Regions from separate parts of the Homo sapiens genome. Here region 2 is linked to region 1. A link is a loop called in an ENCODE intact Hi-C map of the cell type or tissue named here. Cell type or tissue: dorsolateral prefrontal cortex. All regions are shown on one strand.

Region 1 (5,000 bases):
ATACCTGTTGGGGCACTTAAATCTCAACTTACAGGTTCCTGTTTAACAGAGAAAGGGTAAAAACATCTACGTTTGTTTTAAAGAATGGCTAATACACTGATGGGGTAATGCAAATTAAAGTGGATGGAGCATACACACACCACCACCACCACCACCACCACCACCACCACCAAAGTGATGGGTGAAAATTAGGTGTCTGCTGGTTGCTGACTTTGTTTGACTCTCTTAGGATCACATGTCCAGGATGCCTTCAATGTTCATTTTCACCTGTACCAAGAATATTGAGTTATGGTAATTTTGTTGGATTAAAGGTGGATGATGTGTTTTGCTTTGCTAGGCTGAATAAGGGAGCTTCGAGCTCTGAGAGATTTACTCCAAGCAATCTCGCAGGGATGTCCCCTTTTGCCAGTATCTGAAGCAGTCTTTTGCAAGCAGATTTCAACTGGACATCAAAAATATAATCTCATTCACGCACAGCCACTGTGCCTTGGGTCCTTTTAAAACTATATGTACCTCAAGAAAGCATGGGTTCTAACATCAGGAAATCCTTCTTCCCAATTCCTAAAGAGGCATCAACCAACATATTCAGATTTACTATGCCCACCTCCTCTTATCCGATGCATTACTGACAACAAAATAAGCCTTAATAGGTACCCAGCTGTCACTTACTTGCTGCATAGCCTCAGTCAATTATTCCTCTTTCAGCTGGGAAGCAGCTACAGCACTGAATAAATGTATTATGCTCGGGACTATTCTGAGGGCCTCATGTAATAGCCACGGTTTGTGTTTTAAGACACTGACTTTCTCTTTACCTGATCCAGCTCAACTACTCATCAGCAATGGCAGAACTGTCTACATATCAAGGACTTCTTTAGGGATAAACAGCCATGCTAAGTTCTGTGAATACTAGTTACAGTTTCAGAAATCCCAAATTCAAAAGGGTGAAAGATTACAAAGTGTCTAAAGTTATGCTCACAAACATATAGCAGTAAAAACACTCCAGCAGTATAAAACGCAGTCTTAAGCAATTTTTTTAAAAATACGTATGAACACAATGACATTGCAAGTGAACCATAAAACCCTCAGTTCTCCTTTGAAACTAGATTTTAAAATACCACTCGCCACTCTAAATATTCCATTGGTGTTAATAACATTCATACTATTGCTTTTAGGAAAAGCTTCATTTCACGTTTTGAACCTGATATTAACAGTCTTATCACCATGAAGTGCTGGTGACATGAAATGACAGACAAAGGCTTATCAAGTAGTCTTTCTCCAAGCTCCAAGGAAAGCACAAAACAAAAACAGCGTCTGGTATGTATCATCCCCTAGTACTTTTCCAAGTATAGAACAGCCAAAAGGTGGTAGCTATGACATCCCTTACCTTTCAATTCTATTTCAAGTCCAAGTAATGATAGATGGGAAACTACAGCTGTTTCCCATGGTGGACTTCTGAAGTCCACCTCTAATCTCAAATGGGAAATTTGGTTTTGACTTGACAAACGTCCTCTTGCAGTCCCGTGTCCCTGTTCTGCAACTTGTCATTAAGGTTTTCGATTTAATATTAATATTTAGAAATATGTTATGGGCAATTACATATAGTAGATACTTATATATTACAACTACATAGAGAGGACAACATTCAGCCCTGGGCCTCGAACCCTACGGACACACACACCCTTCAAGTTGAAATCCCAGCAAGGCACCCTGAGAACCCACTCAGGAGAGGGAGGGGCAGGAGCAGCGAGCAGAGGTTAAACCAGGCAGCAGCCAAAACAAACACCACTTCCAGAACAGGACAAACTTTGGGTCTGGGCGGCTGCAGAACCCCAGAAATGGCCGGGGGAGGGGAGAGAGTGTCAGACTGTCTCAGGGAAGGAAGATGGGGAGAGCGCACCCAGCACTGGGCGAGGAGCTGAGCTGCGAAGGAGGCTGGTGTCCCCCGGGGACAAGGGCGTCGCCGCCATCCCCGGCTGCAGAGTCCTCTCTCTCAGAACTGGCCGAGGCCTCCGGGTCCCTGGGGGCAGCCCTGTCGCCCCACTCGCAACCTCCGCCCCCGCACACACTGCCCCACAGACCCGCAGGGACAGGAGGCGGAGGGACCCACCTGGTGCAGCGTCTCGGCGGGCAGCTGCGATGCCCGAAACAGGTCAGCCACGGGGCCGGCGGCCGCAGTGGCCGTGCCGGGGGCGACTCTGGCGGCCTCGGGGGGCCCAGACCCGGGGCCCCCGCCCGCGGCGCCGGCACAGCGCGCGAAGAGCTCGGAGTAGCACTGCTGCTCGCCCTCGCTCAGCAGCAGCGGCGGCGGCCCGGAGCCACAGCCCCCGCCCGCCGCTGCCGCTGCCGCTGCCGCCGCCGCCGCCGCCGCTGCCGCCTCCATGGGGCCAGCAAGGGGGCGCGGCGGAGCCCTGTCCCTAGCTGGGGTGCTGCTGCGTCCGCCACAGCCACCGCCTCCTCGGCCTCAGCTGCCGCCGCCGCCGCCGCCGCCACCACCGCCGCCGCCACCACCACCCCCACGCCCCGCAGCTGCCGCGCGGCCGCTTCCTCCCGGCGCGCGCCGGCCCCACCCCCGGGCTTGAATGTTGTGCCTCAGCTGCGCGGCACATGGAGACAGGCGCGGCGCGGCCCAATCACAGCCTGAGATGTCACCCCGGCCCCGCCCCCGCCTCCCGCTTGCCCCGCCCAGCGCCAGGTAACTAACCCAGCGCGCCGCACGCCCTCCGCCCGTCACAGGCTCCGGTGCCCAGGAAGGCGGGCCCCGTGCCTTTCCAAGCCTACCCTGCAAGGGAGCGGAGCCTTTGGCCATCCGCCCTGGTTGGGAAGGGGGCATCTAGACCCAACTGGAGAGAAGCTCTTTTCGGGGAGCGGGGAAGGTTGTGTTGTTTTCTTGCTAGAAGGCTGGGGCAGGTGTGGTGCCCACACCACGCCATGCCCTTTCCAGAAAGGGACAAGGCATGGGAAATTAGGTTTCCTTTCTTCCATAGCAGTACTGCTTATGTCCTAAAGAGCCGGAAGACGCAGACGTCTGTACAAACAGGGTCCCACTGACCCCAGAGTGTTCAGGGTGGTATTGGAGTTAGGCCCCCTCGTCAGACATGGCTCAAACCAGGAGTTGAGACTTTATAAGGAATAACATCGGTTACTCGTAAATACTAGAGTAGTAAGAGTACAAAAAGACCCATTTTGCAGATCATTTCGTCCAAACCCTGCTTTTACAGATGAGGAAACTGCCATGTTCACCTTCATTCCTCCAAAACCAGTTGAATATCTCGTATGTAGCAGATTTATATGCTAGGGCCTGAAAATACAAACCTCAGTAACAGAGGATCCTCACTCTCCAAAGGAAGCACTTATTTTAGTAGTAAAACAGGCATTTTTTTTAGTACAAAACTTGTTCAAGCTCACACCAAAAATCAATGCGAAACCCCACATTTTTCCACCCCGGTCCATGTCCTCCTCTCTCTCTCCATTCCTCCCTATCCTAAAGCATACACACTATATTTTTCAAATGTGCTTGCTTCCCCCTGGCTAGTACTCTAACCACTTTTTTTTTTTTTTTTTTTTTTTGAGAAGGAGTTTCGCTCTTGTTGCCCAGGCTGTAGTTCAATGGCACAGTCTTGGCTCACTGCAACCTCCACCTCCCGGGTTCGAGCGATTATCCTGCCTCAGCCTCCCGAGTAGCTGGAATTACAGGCGCCTGCCACCACTCCTGGCTAATTTTTGTATTTTTAGTAGAGACGGGGTTTCACCATGTTTGTCAGGCTGGTCTCGAACTCCTGACCTCAGGTGATCCACCCCACCCCCACCCCCCCACCTCGGCCTCCCAAAGTGCTGGGATTACAGGCTTGAGCCACCACGCCTGGCCCTCTAGCCGCTTTTAAAAGAAAGTCCAGGCCGGGCGCGGTGGGTCATGCCTGTAATCCCAGCACTTTGGGAGGCCAAGGCAGGCAGATCACTTGAGTCCTGGAGTTCGAGACCAGCCTGGCCAACGTGGTGAAATCCCATCTCTACTAAAAATACAAAAACTAGCTGGGCCATGGTGGTGAGTGCCTGCAGTCCCAGCTACTTGGGAGGCTGAGGCAGGAGAATCACTTGAACCCAAGAGACAGAGGTTGCAGTGAGCCAAGATCACACCACTGCACTCCAGCCTGGGCAACAGAGCAAGACTCTGTCTCAAAGAGAGAGAGAGAAAGAGAGACCAGAAAAGAAGCCACTGGAAAAAAAGTCTGTCCCACCATTGCACTGGAAGTTCCAGCATCAGGCCCACATATCTGCATCTCTTTTCCAAAAATTCTCTTTTTAAATGTCATTTTTCCTGGGAAGACCTGCAGAAATATATGCATGAAGCCTCACTGGGAAACAATAACCCAAAAGAAAACATCAGTCTAGGGTTAAGCACTAATAAAAAATATATTTTACTACAAAGAAAACTACAAAACATTGATTTAAAAAATTGAAGAGGACACAAAAACATGGAAAGGCATCCCATGCTCATGGATTGGAAGAATTAATATTATTAAAATGACCATACTACCCAAAGAAATCTACAGATTCACTGTGATCCCTATCAAAATACCAATGACATTGTTCACAAAAATAGAAAAAACAATCCTAAAAATTGTATAAAACCACAAAAGACCCTGAATAGCCAAAGCAATCCTGAGCAAAAAGAACAAAGCTGGAGGCATCACACTACCTGACTTCAAAATATACTACAAAGCTATAGTAACCAAAACAGCATGGTACTGACATGAAAAGAGACACATAAACCAATAGAACAGACTGGAGAACCCAGAAATAAACCCACACATTTACAGCCAACTGACTTCCAACAAACCACCAAGGAAATACATTGGGAAAGGACAGTCTTTCCAATAAATGGTGCTGGGAAAACCAGATATCCATATGCAGAAGAATAAAACTAGACCTTTATGTCTCTCTCACCTATACAAAAATCAACTGAAGATGTATTAAAGACTTAATCATAAGACCTAAAACTG
Region 2 (5,000 bases), 74 kb before region 1:
CCACGCCCGGCTAATTTTTGTATTTCTAGTAGAGACAGGGTTTTGCCATGTTGGCCAGGCTGCTCTTGAACTCCTGACCTCTTGTGATCCACCCGCCTTGGCCTCCCAAAGTGCTGGGATTACAGGCGTGAGCCACCGTGCCCAGCCTCAAGTGTTCCTATAATAAATTTCTTTACCTTATAGAAGACACTATGTTGAACATAATTTGACTTCTCTGCATGATTCAGTATCTTTGCTGGAAGTATGAGCTATACCTTGATGCCTGCAGGGTACACCAATGTGTAGACTATTTACTTCTTCTGGATCTGCCCACTCTTCTGAGATTTTATACTGTTGTCTCCACCAATCATCATCTGACCATTGCAATTAGTGGTCTAATTTTAAAAGCCTATCCTCCCTGTTCTGGTTCCAAACCTGCTAAATGGGTAATGGCAGCATTTCCCAAGATAGTATTCCAAATATGTTCCCCAAGAAAGAATTTCCTGGTGAAAGAAGTTTAGTAAACACACATTTCCAGGTCTCTTCACTGCAGAACTTCTCAGGGCTTTTACCGTGCTAATGTGCACTACGAATTTCCAAGACTGAGGATTTAGTCCTTCCCTCAACAAGGGAATATGAAGCAGCATTCTCCAAACACATTTATTATAATAGGAGAAACCTTTTCTACAGACTTCTTTTTGGAGAAGAGAACCTATTAAAAACTCCTGGAAGTTACATTTCCAAGAATCCATTTAGAAAACCACTGAGCTAGTGAAATCAATAAATGTATTAAATCGGTAGCCTTATTTTAGACACAATTCTACTTTAAAGTAGGCTCTAAAGGGCCCTTAAGTGGGTGGTGGTGATTCATATGTGTCGGTCTCTCTTTCTTGCTAGGAGAAAACTTTACTGGCTCACTTCCAAGTCTGTAATTGGGTTCCAGATGGTGAGATTTGCTGGAAGCTGAACAGTAGATACGAGGCCCTGCTACATGCGGTTTCATGGTCAGAATCAAATGAACACATCTGAACAAACTGTTTACCTGTTTATCCTCATCGTCCATTCTTTTGAAGGAATTTTTTTCTGTAGTTAAATATGGAATCTGAACCTTAGTTCCATGCAGCTCAGCTGGGTTCCCAAATCGTATCTCACCATCATTCTTTGACATCATAAAGCGAGGCAGAGGCAATTCTTTGGGACCAGAAATCAGAGAAGCTCTAGTCAGACTTAATTTAAAAACTGCAAAAAAGGGGAACTCAATGGCCAAACGATGAATCATTTTTGAGGAAAAATTCCAGAGCACTAAATATAAATTTAGATTTAGATACAATGAGTACTCCTATAATAACGTCCTGATTTTTAAAATGCTATGGTTTAACCAAAGTATTCTGGCTTAACATTTTTCAATGTTGCCAAATCGCAGAATAAATTCAGATTTGGGACTGATCTCCCATTTCATCCTTCAATAACCAAGAAAAAGGATATGACACTGTATAATACAATAATAAGTGACAAATGGTGGCAGGTAAAATTCATATAATGCTTAAATATGCCAGGCACAGTATTAAAGATTTGCAAATATTAACTCATTTAATCCTCACAACAACTCTGTATGATAAAACTATCATTACCACCCCCTCATTGCAAAAGTAGAAACAGTCATAAAGGAGCTAAGTAATGTCCCCAGGATCACACAACTCATCTGTGGCAGAGCCACGGTTTGAATGCAGGCAAGCTGGTACTTTACCAGTGCTCTACAGAATGGTCCCTTGTTCCTATGGCAAACTTAGTGGGTAGAACAGTTTCTCATCCTATGTAATTCTTTAAGGAATTTTCACATCCAATCTCTGGTTGTCTTTTCATAATGGAATAAGGAAAACAATATCAAGTCAGAGCAATCAATCTATCATTCAGCCACATTCTTCTGTCAAAACCATTAGCCACTCAAAATGCTACAAAGAGTTGAAAAGCAACGGTCTGGTATATTTACTCATCTTTCAAAATTCTAACAAAACTATTCTGAAAGCGGAAATGATACTTTGGCACACTTCTAGTTCTCAGCACATCAAATCACACACAATCACGTAGCACAAAACCCTACAAAAATGGGGACATTATGGATTATGCATAATGATTTGCATCTGTATCCATTGTTCAGGATAATACTCATCAGTGTGCCTTTGCACTTCCATCAGCTCTCTATTCCAAAAACACAGCTGCACTTTCAATGACTGATGCTGTGCTAAGGCCAGAAAACATCTTAGCAACAGCAAGCAAGTATCCTAGAGTTCCCCAGGCAAAGAAGGCCCCTGGTTCTCTAACATCCACATGATGTTTACTTTTAGTTGCTATGTTCACATTTGATTCAAAGCAGCAGGCGGCCGGGCGCAGTGGCTCACTTACGCCTATAATTCCAGCACTTTGGGAGGCGGAGGCGGGTGGACCTCCTGAGGTCAGGAGTTCGAAACTAACCTGGCCAACATGGTAAAACCCCGTCTCTACACAAAAATACCAAAAATTAGCCAGGCGTGGCGTCAGGCGCCTGTAATCCCAGCTACTCAGGAGGCTGAGGCAGGAGAATTGCTTAAACCCAGGAGGCGGAGGTTGCAGTGAGCCAAGATCATGCCATTGCACTCCAGCCTGGGCAACAAGAGCAAAATTCTGTACCAGAAAAAAAAAAAAGAAGCAGGCAATATGACAAATCCCTGTGTGATCAATCAGCCAAGGGCCCAAGAGACATAAATAGAGTAACCAATCTTAATGTTTCCCAATCTCGGGCAGCTCTCCAGCACTCAAAGCAGGAATGGGCTTCAAAAGCAAAAAAGCAAGAGAAAAGAAACTCTAGATTCTTAGTAAATCAAATATAAGCTAACTCTATGGTTTTGGTCTCAGGTATGTGCTCCAGCTCAGTCAGGAAAAAGGATCTAAAAAGATGAAACAAGATCACATAAAATAATTTGCACCCTGATCTACCCATAAGAGGATGACTCTACTTCCAAGTACTTCTTGAGGGAGAAAAGAAATAAATGCTCAGTATTTATAAGCTCCCTGACCAGTGCCTTACTGGCATTCAACAGATACCTCCAAGGAACAATGGAATACACTAACTGAATTATGAATATCAATTATTATATTAGGACTTAAGTAGGGCTCCCAGATATTGTCTAGGACATTGTCACTTCACACATTCTTCCACCCTGTCTATGGCATTTCTTTAGAGCTATGTGCCTAGAAAACCACCTCTCTCCCCCAGACAGCCACCAAACAGCAAAAGACAAAATACAGCTGAAGTTCTCTCATACTTTCTTTGGTCAGGTGGTTCCAAGCAACTCTCACTTAACAGAAGTATAACCATACATAATAATATTCTTATCATGGAAAACTTTCATGAAGGTGCCATTTCCCTTAAACTGATGCAAGCTTTTAAAAAGTGAAAGGTAAAAGTAGTTTGTAAATTTTCAGTCTGAATGTTTTTTTTGGTTTTTGTTTTTTTGAGACAAGGTCTGTCTCTCAGACTGAAGTGCAGTGGCACTAACATAGCTCATTGCAGCCTTGAACTCCCAGACTCAACTGATCCTCCTGCCTCAGCCTCCCAAGTAGCTGGGACTCCAGGTGCTTGCCACCATGCTGGCTAATTTCTTTTTTTATTTTTCGTAAAGATGGGGTCTTGCTATATTGCCCAGACAGGTCTCAAATTCCTGAGCTCAAGCGATCCTCCCGTCTTGGCCTCCTAAAGTGCTGGGATTACAGGCATGAGTCACCATACTCAACTGAATGTTTTTCCTAGTCACACATACACAAAATTTAATAGTGAAACTTTGAAAAAATTAATCAATAAAGTACCTGCTATACAATGATGTCTGTCAAGAAGAAGGTCTATTTGTAGTCATTGGTTAGAATCTTGTCTCCCAAACTGAATTGAATTACACACAGCAAACAAAGTAAGAGTTCACACTAAATGTTTAGAGGGTCTGAGGAGACAATGAGAGTGGCCATCCAAGATGACAATTTGCTTCATTGTTGTTTCATCTTAGGTTACATTCTTTGAACACAGAAATGCTTTGTATATTAAACATAAATGACTATTTTTCCCTTCCACAAAGAAAATTATGCCTGCTCCTTTTTAAACACTTGACCCTCTACAAGAGAGAAAAATCCTTTGTTTTTCCATATTTGATAGAGATACAGATATATTAGGAATACTTTAGGCTGGGAGTGGTGGCTCATGCCTGTAATCCCAGCACTTTGGGAGGCCGAGGTGGGAGGATCACTTGAGCCCAGCAGTTTGAGACCAGCCTGGACAACACAGTAAGACCCCTTCTCTTAAAAAAATAAAAATAAAAAATCAGCTGGGCATGGTGGCATATGCCTGTAGTCCCAGCTACTCAGGAGGCTGAGGCAGGAAGATCGCTTGAGTCTGAGAGTTCAAGGCTGCATCATGCCACTGCACTCCAGCCTGGGTGACAGTGAAACCCTGTCACTCAAAAAAGAAAAAAAAATACCTCAATTTCCTCAATCCATTAGAAAAAATGTAAACAGCATAAATGCAATAATAAATGGCAAGTGACATTGAGCCTCATTAGCTAGACAATATGGAGTGGAGGGTGCTGGGCAGAGAACTCATGTTCCATCAAAATGGCAGCAGCTGTTCACAGTCTTTCAATGTTATCTGCCAAAAAAGAATGTGAGCCACATTAAAAAAAAAAAAAAAGAAAGAAAGAAAGAAGTGAAACAAGCTGGTCACAAAAAGACAGGTACTGTGTGGTTTCACTTATATGAGGCATCAAGAGTAGCCAAACTCATAGAACCAGAAAGTAGATGGGCAGGCCAGGTGCAGTGGCTCACACTTGTAATCCCAGCACTTTGGGAGGCTGAGGTGGGCAGATCACTTGAGGCCAGGAGTTCAAGACTAGCCTGGCCAACATGACAAAACCCCATCTCTACTAAAAATACAAAAATTAGCTGGGTGTAGTGGTGCATGCGCCTGTAATCCCAGCTACTCGGGAGGCTGAGGCACAAGA

Evidence for each region. Hi-C counts contacts between places; a loop is a spot of excess contacts. Peaks named below come from ENCODE experiments on the same cell type or tissue, not always from the same donor. Only the 100,000 strongest peaks of a DNase experiment are listed, where the experiment ranks them.
Region 2: a loop joins it to region 1, with 4 times the contacts of the local background. A loop is called at or near these places in 6 of 110 quality-filtered maps.

The regions. Positions count from the first base shown.
Region 1 is chrX:16,944,242-16,949,241 of GRCh38, reverse strand. It overlaps REPS2 (RALBP1 associated Eps domain containing 2), which reads right to left and starts at 2,584. Exons shown (of 18, transcript NM_004726.3): 1 at 2,108-2,584. The coding sequence starts at 2,380. In dorsolateral prefrontal cortex, no CTCF peak of the experiment used is centred here; a DNase peak (open chromatin) is centred at 2,621; H3K4me3 peaks cover 2,822 bases; H3K27ac peaks cover 2,535 bases; H3K27me3 peaks cover 2,328 bases.
Region 2 is chrX:17,018,293-17,023,292 of GRCh38, reverse strand. REPS2 (RALBP1 associated Eps domain containing 2) reads right to left here. Exons shown (of 18, transcript NM_004726.3): 3 at 1,022-1,170. Among named protein-coding and RNA genes, the nearest start is that of REPS2, 74 kb to the right of the region's middle. RefSeq lists a silencer at 981-1,181. In dorsolateral prefrontal cortex, no CTCF peak of the experiment used is centred here; a DNase peak (open chromatin) is centred at 2,342; H3K27ac peaks cover 4,480 bases; H3K27me3 peaks cover 2,500 bases.